2 separate regions of the Homo sapiens genome follow, and region 2 is linked to region 1. Evidence: read pairs that join two places in POLR2A ChIA-PET (ENCODE). Cell type or tissue: HepG2. All regions are shown on one strand.

Region 1 (5,000 bases):
ACAGAATGAGGTCAGTGTCAGTTCGTTTCTACTTCACTTTCTTAACCCTAGGAAAGAAGGTATAGATTTCTCATGCCATTCAGTCCAGCTGCGTATATGGGACACAATGTTAACCAGTGGAAATAATACAGACTTTATCCTTCAGGTGAATCTGGTTTGAGTCCAAGCTCAACTCCATACTAAGTGATTTGGGGCAAATTATTCAACTCCTGTGATCTGCTTTTTATCATCTGAAGATAATAACAGCCACCTTGCAGGGCTGGGCGCGGTGGCTCACACCTGTAATCCCAGTACTTTGGGAGGCCGAGGCGGCTGGATCATTTGAGGTCAGGAGTTCGAGACCAGCCTGGCCAACATGGTGAAACTCCCGTCTTTACTAAAAATACAAAAAAGATTACCAGGGCGTGGTGGCGGGTGCCTGTAAACACAGCTACTCGGGAGAATGAGGCAGAAAAATCGTTTGGACCCAGGAAGTCGAGGTTGCAGTGAGCCGAGATTGCGCCACTGCAGTTCAGCCTGGGGGACAGAGCGAGACTCCCTCTCAAAAAAAATAAATAATAAATAAATAATACCCACTTTGCAGGACACAGGAAAAGAGTAGAAATATTAGTAAAGTATCTAGTCCAGTGCTTGGCACTCGGAAGTAAATAAATGGTACCTGATGGTAGTAAGAGAAACCCCAACTTGCAGGAACTTCATAGCATATATTACTACTTGACATGTAAGTTTAACGTCTGTCACCCCCCGCAAGAATGTGAGGTTTTTCAGCTCAAAGCTGAATTCTAGCATCTTGAATAGTGTTTAGTGCTAAACAGATATCTGGCAAATGAATGGGTGAAAAAAATAAGAGGAAGACTGGGCTCATCAGACCTGATTAACCAACTGCGCATCAAATACTTAAGCATTATAAAGAACACAAAATGAGGCCGGGCGAGGTGGCCCACGCCTGTAATCTCAGCACTTTGGGAGGCTGAGGCGGGCCAATCACGAGGTCAGGAGATCGAGACCATCCTGGCTAACATGGTGAAGCCCTGTCTCTACTAAAAATACAAAAACAAAAAATTAGTCGGGTATGATGGCAGGCGCCTGTAGTCCCAGCTACTCCGGAGGCTGAGGCGGGAGAATAACGGGAACCCGGGAGGCGGAGCTTGCAGTGAAGCCGAGATTGCGCCACTGCACTCCAGCCTCGGCAACAGAGCGAGACACGGTCTCAAAAAAACAAAAAAAGAAAAAAAGAGACAAAACTAGTCTTCCGCTGAGATGTCTCCAACATCTGCTGTCTCTCCATTTCCGCTGTCATTCCAGGGTAGGGTTTCAGAACCTCAGCACACTGACATTTTGAGCCAGATCGTTTTTTGAGTTCTTGGGGATGGGGAGTGGGGTGGGAACCCCGTGGACCTTGTAGAATGTTTAGCTGCATCCCTGGCCTCCACCCACTAGACGTCAGTAGCACCCCTCGGTAGTGACAACAAAACTGTCTCCAGACAGTGTCAATTGTGCTCTGGCAGGGGGGCGCTGGTTGAGAACCCCTGGTCTAGGGACATATTAGTGCCTTTGCTCACCAAAATTTTCCCTCCTGAAGTCCCCAAGACCTAATTCATCCTTTCCATAGATAATAAACACGAGAGACAGCTGGTCTCTATCCCTCCCAACCATGGAAGGGCACCTGAGCCTAGGTATCGGAAATGTGGAAGAAAAATTTCATGTCCTCAAGGAGTGCACCATCAAAGACAAAAACCCCAGGATGAGGATTGATGACGCCACTACCCCCATCTTCTTGAAGCATCCTAATCCTCTGAACTCTCCGGTCCTGTCTGTAACCTCTCAGGGTGCTCCATCTTAACCCGCCTAACGCTGTAATTTGTTTCTGGTGGGTTTATCCACTCCAACAGTCTGGGGGCTCGCTGAAAGTAAACAGCGTTTCTGTGCTGTCTTCGTGTCCCCACCGCTCAGCACAAGGGCGCAATCGAGCTTTAGGAAACGAGTGTTTTCTTAGCGTGAAGGGCAAAAGGCACCCAGCCCTTCAAAGGAGGCCTCACTGGGGAACCTGAACGGACTGGAGCTCCGAAGGGCAACAAAGCCGGCACTCCGGACTGCCACGTTCCCCACGCGTCCCCAGAGGACCCAGTTCACTCTGCATCACGCAGCCACTCCGAGTTTTTGCGTCCAGGAACCCAGAGTGCAATCTGAAAGTCTCAGGACAGAGAGCAGAGCCACAACCCTTAAGCCCCGCCTCACCAGAAAAGGCCCTCACGAACACGAATCGCCAGCCACGCCACCTTTTCTACTGCGTCACGCCGGAAGCTGTTGCGGAGCACGCCGGAAGCTGTTGCGGGGCACGCCGGGACCTCAAGAGGGCCAGAGGCATGCGCAGTAGCTAAGCCTGTAAAGAGAGGAGCCAGTCGCGCGAGTGTGGTTCTAAAGGACCGCCCTCTTCGCCTGGTTTCCGCCCTTCGCTAATTGACAGCAATTTCATTAATGAAGCCCGCCTTGCGTCATATGCTGAGACCAATCACAATGCCTGAGAACCCAGGGCCCGGATCCCGCTGGGCATGCCATCCTGTTTTACGCGTTAGGTGAGAGTAGCCCTGATAGAAAACGTGGCGCTTGCTGTGTGCCCTGCGTAATTGTAAACATTTACACACTAACTCATACTTACAGCAACCCTACTCAGTCAGTTATATTACCATTTTCATCTTCCAGACGAGGAAGCCAAAACAGAGTTTAAGTGACTTTCGTTGACTAGAACTCGTATCTAATCCAGTGGCTTTTTTTCCCCCCACTCTAAGTTGTTTTTATTTCTTAATATTAAGTAAGTACTGCAAAACGTTCTCACTTAAAACTGAAGTCTCCACGCCAGTAATCCCAGCATTTTGGGAGGCCGAGGCGGGAGGATCACTTGAGTCCAGGAGTTCGATGCTGCAGTGAGAGGTAATTGCCACTGCACTCCAGCCTGGGCGGCTGAGCGAGATTGTCTCAAAATAAATAAATAATAAATAAATACAAATGATTAACAAAATATATTCATACTTTGCCTCTGAAATTACACTCCCTCCCTAGAGAAAATAACTGTTACTGAGGCAGAGGAATAGGGTCTGGAGGCAGGAAACCTAACTGATTCACGCTGACTTCCTAGAACTAAATCAAAAGGAAAACCCCAACTTTCCCTTTCCCCACCTAAGTAAGGAAAGGACCCACTGAAAGGACTGGAGGCTACTCCCTTTACAAACTCCATCACCTCTTCTGCGTGGCAGACAAAAATTTGAAAGTATCAGATGCTTGCATAGCGTGTAACCTTTGTAACTTCACTTCAGCCTCTGGTTGCACAAAGCAACCTAAGGGAACCTAGGGCCGATTACGGGCCACTACTTCATTTACATAGGGTGTACACCAAGTGACCAATAGGAAACCTGTAGAGGGTGTTTAAACCCCAGAAAAATTCTGGCACATGCCTGTTGAGCCCCTATGCTCTGCGGGCTGCCACCTTGTGGAGTGTACTTTTGTTTTCAATAAATCTGTGCTTTTGTTGCTTCATTTTTTTCCTTGCCTTGTTTGTGTGTTTTGTCCAGTTCTTCGTTCCAAACGCCAAGAACCTGGACACCCTCCACTAGTAACATTACTAGTGTGTATATCTTTCTGGTTCTTAATATATAATTTTTTTTACATTTACTAATTCTTGTCGGTTTTTTCCATTTATATATATAATTTTTGTTTTTTTCTTTTCGTTTATATATATATATAATTTTTTAAAGCTGCATTTAGGCATGTACCACCATGCATATTCTTTTTAAAATGTTTTTCCATGCTGCTCCCCACCTCCCCCCACCACAATATATATAATCGACCATTCCTCTTTTGGTGGACATACAAATACTTTTCTAATTTTCACGTGTGTGTGATTCCGGATTGGGTATTCTGGGTATATTTTGAAGAGGGAGCTACTAGATTGAGATGTGGAGTGTGAGAGAAAGAAGAGTGGAGGATCATACTAAGGCTTCTATGTAGTCTTTCTGCCTTCAGTCTTGCCCCCCTTCATTCATCCATCATTTATGAAGGCCCTGGTAGCACAAAGGAGTAGTACCTCATCAGGATATAAATACAGGGAGTGGGATGTGAAATAGGTTGATGACACTTCTAAGAAAAGTATGCCATCTTTGATTAAGAATAACCATGGAGGAGTTTTTTAAACACATGCATTTCTTATGTGGATTATCTATTTTGATTCCTACAATGTTCCTGCCACCTGTTATAGTCATTTTACAGATGATGAGACAGAGTGCTATAAAGAGCCACTGACTACCCTAACTAATTAGTTGCAGAGTGCACCCAAATACTCAAGTTCTTGACTCCCAGAGTGTTGAACTTTCTGAGGCACCTTGCTGCCTTTCTATTCAGAGGGCAGGGTAGTAGATGACTAAATGGACAGAAAAGAGAGAGAGAAAGAGAAAGCAGAGCCTGAGTGTGGGAAAAAGCAAGGGCAGAGCACTGCTTTGCATGTCAGATATAAGTATATACATATATATACACACATATGTATTTCTCTTTCTCTCTGTGGCCTGTGGGTTGGATACCCTTATTATAAACCATTAAATAAAACAGAAAACCTTAATTGCATAAGATAGAACCAAATAAATGAACAAATTGAGTTTAATTAGTAGCAGGATATTTACATAGTTTCAAAGTACTTCCCCATAAGACACTTATTAATTACAAAGAGGGAAACAATGGGAAAGCTGGTCAACACAATCTTCATTTAGTGATCCACGTAACACCATTAGAAATGAAAACAACTGAAATATACACCCCCTGATAGGACACAATGAGAAGAATGCAACCTCCCATCTGTGATATTCCTGCCAAAGATGCTAACCTGAGTCTATATGTGAAGAAACTTCAAACCCAAATGGAGACATTGTCTACCAGATAACTGGCTAACAATCTTTTATAGTGTGGCAATCATGAAAGTCAAGAAAAAAACTGAAGAACCATCTCAGACTGAC
Region 2 (5,000 bases), 130 kb before region 1:
TTCTTGTCCATCTGCCTGTCTGTCATCAGGCCAGTTTGGTGAGAAAAACAGTCCTGTGTCTCTCCAGGGATGGGTCTGCCGCGCCCCCACTCTTAGTTGCCAGGGCATGAGAGGCGTGAGCTAGGGCAAGGGCCTGTGGGAACACCATACTTGTCTGTGAGAGCTTCCTGGATGAGACACTGCTGAGCTTGGCTCCATAGGGTGGGTAGGGGCTCAACAGCCCACCTTTTCAGCCACCATGCCTGGCTAATTTTCTTTTCTTTTTTTTTTTGAGATGCAGTCTAGAACTGTCTAGAGGCCAATTTAGAGCCAGTTTTCTTTGGGGCCAGCATGTGGCTGCAGCAGATGTCCTTCTCAGGGGTGAGATCCTGGCTACGGCTGTCTGTGGCTGAGTTACAGACTGTCTTTTTTTTTTTTTTTTTTTTGAGACGGAGTCTTGCTCTGTGGCCCAGGCTGGAGTGCAGTGGTGCAATCTCGGCTCACTTCAAGCTCCAACTCCCAGGTTCACGCCATTCTCCTGCCTCAGCCTCCCGAGTAGCTGGGACTATAGGCGCCCGCCACCGCGCCCGGCTAATTTATTTGTATTTTTTTAGTAGAGACGGGGTTTCACCGTGTTAGCCAAGATGATCTCCATCTCCTGACCTCAGCCTCCCAAAGTGCTGGGATTACAGGCGTGAGCCGCCGTGCCCGGCCTAATTTTCTGTTGTTTTAAGAGTTGGGGGGAGGGGGTCCTGCTGTTGCCCAGGCTGGTCTCAAACTCCTGAGCTCAAGTGATCCTCCTGCCTCAGGAGGATCCTAAATGCAGGCCATGGCATTGTGGGTGGAGGGCGCAGCGGATGAAGGAAGGCAGGGCGGGGTCAGGGAGGGCACCAGGGAGGACAGCAGCAGAGGCAGGGATGTGGACCTCGGCCCCACCTGCCCCCTACCAGGTGAGGTCACTGCTCCGCGGGACCCCAGCTCCCAGGTCCCTCTGGGCAGGATGAGCACAGCCCTTCTCCTCCCAGCCGGACCAGACTCTGCGCACCCAGGTGTGGGCTTCCTCTGTGCCGGGGTGTCTCCACTCGACTCTGTTGATGTTTGGGATGGGATCTTTCTTTGGGATGGAGGCTGTCCTGTGCATGTAGGATGTTAAGCAGCATCTCTGGCCACCACCCACTTGGTATCTGTAGCACCCTCCTCTAAGCTGTGACAGCAAGTGTCTCCAGACATTGTCCGGTGTCCCTCGGGAGCACTGTTACTGTGGATGAGAAGCCTGCTGATACAGTTAGGCTGTGTCCCCACCCAAATTTCATCTCCAATTGTAATCCCCATGTGTTGAGGGAGGGTTCTCATGGGAGGTGATTGGATCATGGGGTGGGGGGTGGGGGGTTCCGCCATGCTGCTCTCATGATAGTGAGTTATCACAAGATCTGATGGTTTAAAAGTGTTTGGCGGTGGGCCAGGTGCAGTGGCTCACGCCTGTAATGCCAACACTTTGGGAGGCTGAGGCGGGCGGATCACAAGGTCAGGAGATCAAGACCATCCTGGCTAACACGGTGAAACACTGTCTGTACTAAAAATACAAAAATTAGCCGGGCATGGTGGCAGCTGCCTGTAGTCCCAGCTACTCAGGAGGCTGAGGCAGGAGAATGGCATGAACCCGGGAGGCAGAGCTTGCAGTGAGCCGAGATTGTGCCACTGCACTCCAGCCTGGGTGATAGAGTGAGACTCTTGTCTCAAAAAAAGAAAAAAATAATAAAATGTGTTTGGCAGTTCCACCCTTCCTCCCCACCACCGCCTCTCTCTCTCTCTGTCCTGCCGCCTTGCCAAGAAGGTGCCTGCTTCCCCTTTGCCTTCCATGGTGATTGTAAGTTTCCTGAGGCCTCCCAGACACCTGGAACGCTGAATCAATTAAACCTCTTTTGTTTATAAATAACCCAGTCTCAGGAAGCAGTGTCAAGACGGACTAACACACTTGTTCTATTCCACCAGGTCTCCATCCTATGGGAAGAAGACGGGAGCACCTGGGTTTGCCTCAGTGACCTTCCCGTCTGGTCACTCCAGCCGGTGCAGCCCGGGTCAGGCTAGGGCTCAGCGCCACCCCTGCTTTGGGCTCCTGCCAGGTCGCATGTGACGTGCCCAGGACAGCCAGGCTCCTTCCCTTCTCCTGTACCCACCCTGGACAGTTCTTGTGTCCCTGGGACAGCAGATCCTGGAGACTTCAGTCCTTGGGTGGTTTTATGGGTTGTTCTAAGTATGCAGGCATGGCCCGGGGTGGGGGACACCCAAGGCTGTAGCGGTCCCCAGGAGGGGGAGCTCTGAGAGAGCAGGTGTTTACATGCTGCACCCAAGAGCAGCTGTGATGGGGCAGGTGTGGGTGGGATGCAGCGGGCCTGAGGTCCACTGATGAGTCACATGGGGTGGCGGAGGGGCAGCTGCCTTCTCTCTCTCCCACAACACTCATTCCCCAGAGACGCAGAGGCCAGGTGGATCCAAGAGACCACTTAAAGACTGACATTAGGGAGGCTGCTGAGTAAACATGGAAGGACGCCTGCACCAGCCACCAGCTGCGGACGCTGGGCATAACTGAGGCCGCACAGAGGCCAGCAATACAAAGTCCTTGGAGCTTGGAGACCGTTAGGGGCCTAATCCACTTTTTTTCCCCTTTTCTTTTTTTTGAGACAGTGTCTCACTGTCTCCCAGCCTGGAGTGCAGTAGCATGATCTTAACTCACTGCAGCCTTGAACTCCTGGCCTCAAGTGATCTTCCTGCCTCAGCCTCCTGAGTAGCTGGAACCAAAGGCAGTTGCCACCATGTCCAGCTAATTACAAACTTTTTTTTGGTAGAGAAAGGGTCTTGCTATGTTGCCCCTGGTCTCCAACTCCCAGCCTCAAGCAATGCTCCCGCCTCCACCTCCTAAAGTGCTGGGATTATAGGTGAGGCTCCACGCTGGGCCCTATGTTTAACAATCATAGCTCACTGCAGCCTTGAGCTCCTGAGCCAAGTGACCCTACCATCTCAGCCTCCTGAGTAGCAGAGACTACAGGCGTGGGCCACCACCATGCCCAGCTTTTTTTTTTTTTTTTTTTTTTTTTTTTTTTTTTTGAGACGGAGTCTTGCTCTGTCGCCCAGGCAGGAGTGCAGTGGCATGATCTCGGCTCACTGCAACCTCCGCCTCCTGGGTTCACCATTGTCCTGCCTCAGCCTCCTGAGTAGCTGGGACTACAGGCGCCCGCCACCACGCCCGGCTAATTTTTTGTATTTTTAATAGAGATGGGGTTTCACCGTGTTAGGCAGAATGGTCTCGATCTCCTGACCTCGTGATCTGCCCTCCTCGGCCTCCCAAAGTGTTGGGATTACCAGTGTGAGCCACCGCGCCTGGCCGATTTTCTATTTTTTTAAGAGATGAGGGTCTCACTATGTTTCCCAGGCTGGTCTTGAACCCCTGAGCTTAAGAGATCCTCCCACCTTGGCCTCCTGAAGTACTGGGATTACAGGCATCAGCCACCGCACCTGGACTCCACTCACTTCTGAACAAAGAGTGGAGGCTCAGAGAGGAGCACAGGTTGCCCCAGGCTCCAGATTTTGGGTGGGTGGGGGGGGGGGTCCCAGGCTATGGTCAGTGGCCCTTCTGCTACCCCGGATGAGCCACGTGTCTTCGTGTTCTGGCCCCTGTGTAGCCCCCTCCCCTTGAATTGGGACAGGCTCCAGATCCTGCTTTACCAGTAGAATGTGGCAGAAGTGGCGGGGTGTCACTTCTGGGCAGTAAGGAAGCCTGGCAGCTTCCCAGGAGGTCAGTGGCCCCGTAAGGAGTCTACCCTGGGACTGTGGTATGGTGCAAAACCAGCCTAGCCTGAGGAAGCCATGGAAGGAAGGAGCCAAGCCCATGGCCACTGCTGAGCTCACTGTGGGCAGCCCTGTGGGTAGGGCCATCTTTCACACAGGTCCTCCAGCCCCGCCAGCCTGCCTGGCTAATACCACATGGAGTCCCTGCTGACTCCTGTCCCAGCTGGAATTGGAAGCAAACAGAATGGCCCCTGCTTAGGCTGTGAAGCTTTAAGACAGTCTGTTACTCCGGCAGGCACGGTGGCTCATGCCTGTAATCCCAGCACTTTGGGAGGCCGAGGTGGGCAGATCACGAGGTCAGGAGATCGAGACCATCCTGGCTAACACGGTGAAACCCCATCTCTACTAAAAATACAAAAAAAATTAGCCAGGCATGGTGGCGGGCCCCTGTAGTCCCAGCTACTCCAGAGGCTGAGGCGGGAGAATGGTGTGAACCCGGGAGGCGGAGCTTGCAGTGAGCCGAGATCACGCCACTGGACGCCAGTTTGGGGGAGAGAGCAGGTTCCGTTTCAAAAAAAAAAAAAAAAAAAAAAAAAAAAAAAAAGACAGTCTGTAACTCAGCCACAGACAGCTGTAGCCAGGATCTTACCCGAGAGGACATCTGCTGCAGCCACATGCTGGCCCCAAAGAAAACTGGCCCTAAATTGGCCTCTAGACAGTCCCTCCCGCAAAACCTCCCAAAGCCTTTTTGAGAAGCACTCCAACAGACTGAGAGGCAAAAAAGCCACAATCATGGCACGCTGGGGTGGGAGTCGATGTGGAGAAAGCAGCACTTGGCCTGAGCAAGCGGACGCTCATGAAAATACACATTGACCTCAGCCGGACGCGGTGGCTCATGCCTGTAATCCCAGCACTTTGGGAGGCCGAGGCGGGCGGATCACGCGGTCAGGAGATCGAGACCATCCTGGCTAACATGGTGAAACCCCGTCTCTACTAAAAATACAAAAAAATAGCCGGGCATGGTGGCAGGCGCCTGTTGTACCAGCTACTCGGGAGGCTGAGACAGGAGAATGGCGTGAACCCGGGAGGCCAAGCTGGCAGTGAGCCAAGATCTCACTCTGTTACCCAGGCTGGAGTGCAAACAGAATGAGATTCCATCTCAAAAAAAAAAAAAAAAAAGAAAATACACTGACCATCCCTGGGCACGCCCCTTACCCCGTGAGTCCCTGAACGCC

Evidence for each region. Peaks named below come from ENCODE experiments on the same cell type or tissue, not always from the same donor. Only the 100,000 strongest peaks of a DNase experiment are listed, where the experiment ranks them.
Region 2: POLR2A ChIA-PET joins it to region 1 with 5 read pairs; 2 of 35 experiments call an interaction of 5 or more read pairs at or near these places.

Annotation. Positions count from the first base shown.
Region 1 is chr16:3,362,421-3,367,420 of GRCh38, reverse strand. LOC105371059 (a long non-coding RNA gene) reads right to left here and starts at 2,306. Exons shown (of 4, transcript XR_007064949.1): 1 at 2,239-2,306. RefSeq lists enhancers at 2,170-2,239, 1,934-3,133. In HepG2, CTCF peaks have their summits at 1,462 and 3,469 (motif pointing left); DNase peaks (open chromatin) are centred at 1,450, 2,410 and 3,410; H3K4me3 peaks cover 2,267 bases.
Region 2 is chr16:3,488,482-3,493,481 of GRCh38, reverse strand. No RefSeq gene overlaps it. Among named protein-coding and RNA genes, the nearest start is that of C16orf90, 4.5 kb to the left of the region's middle. RefSeq lists a silencer at 225-434. In HepG2, a CTCF peak has its summit at 2,287 (motif pointing right); a DNase peak (open chromatin) is centred at 2,291.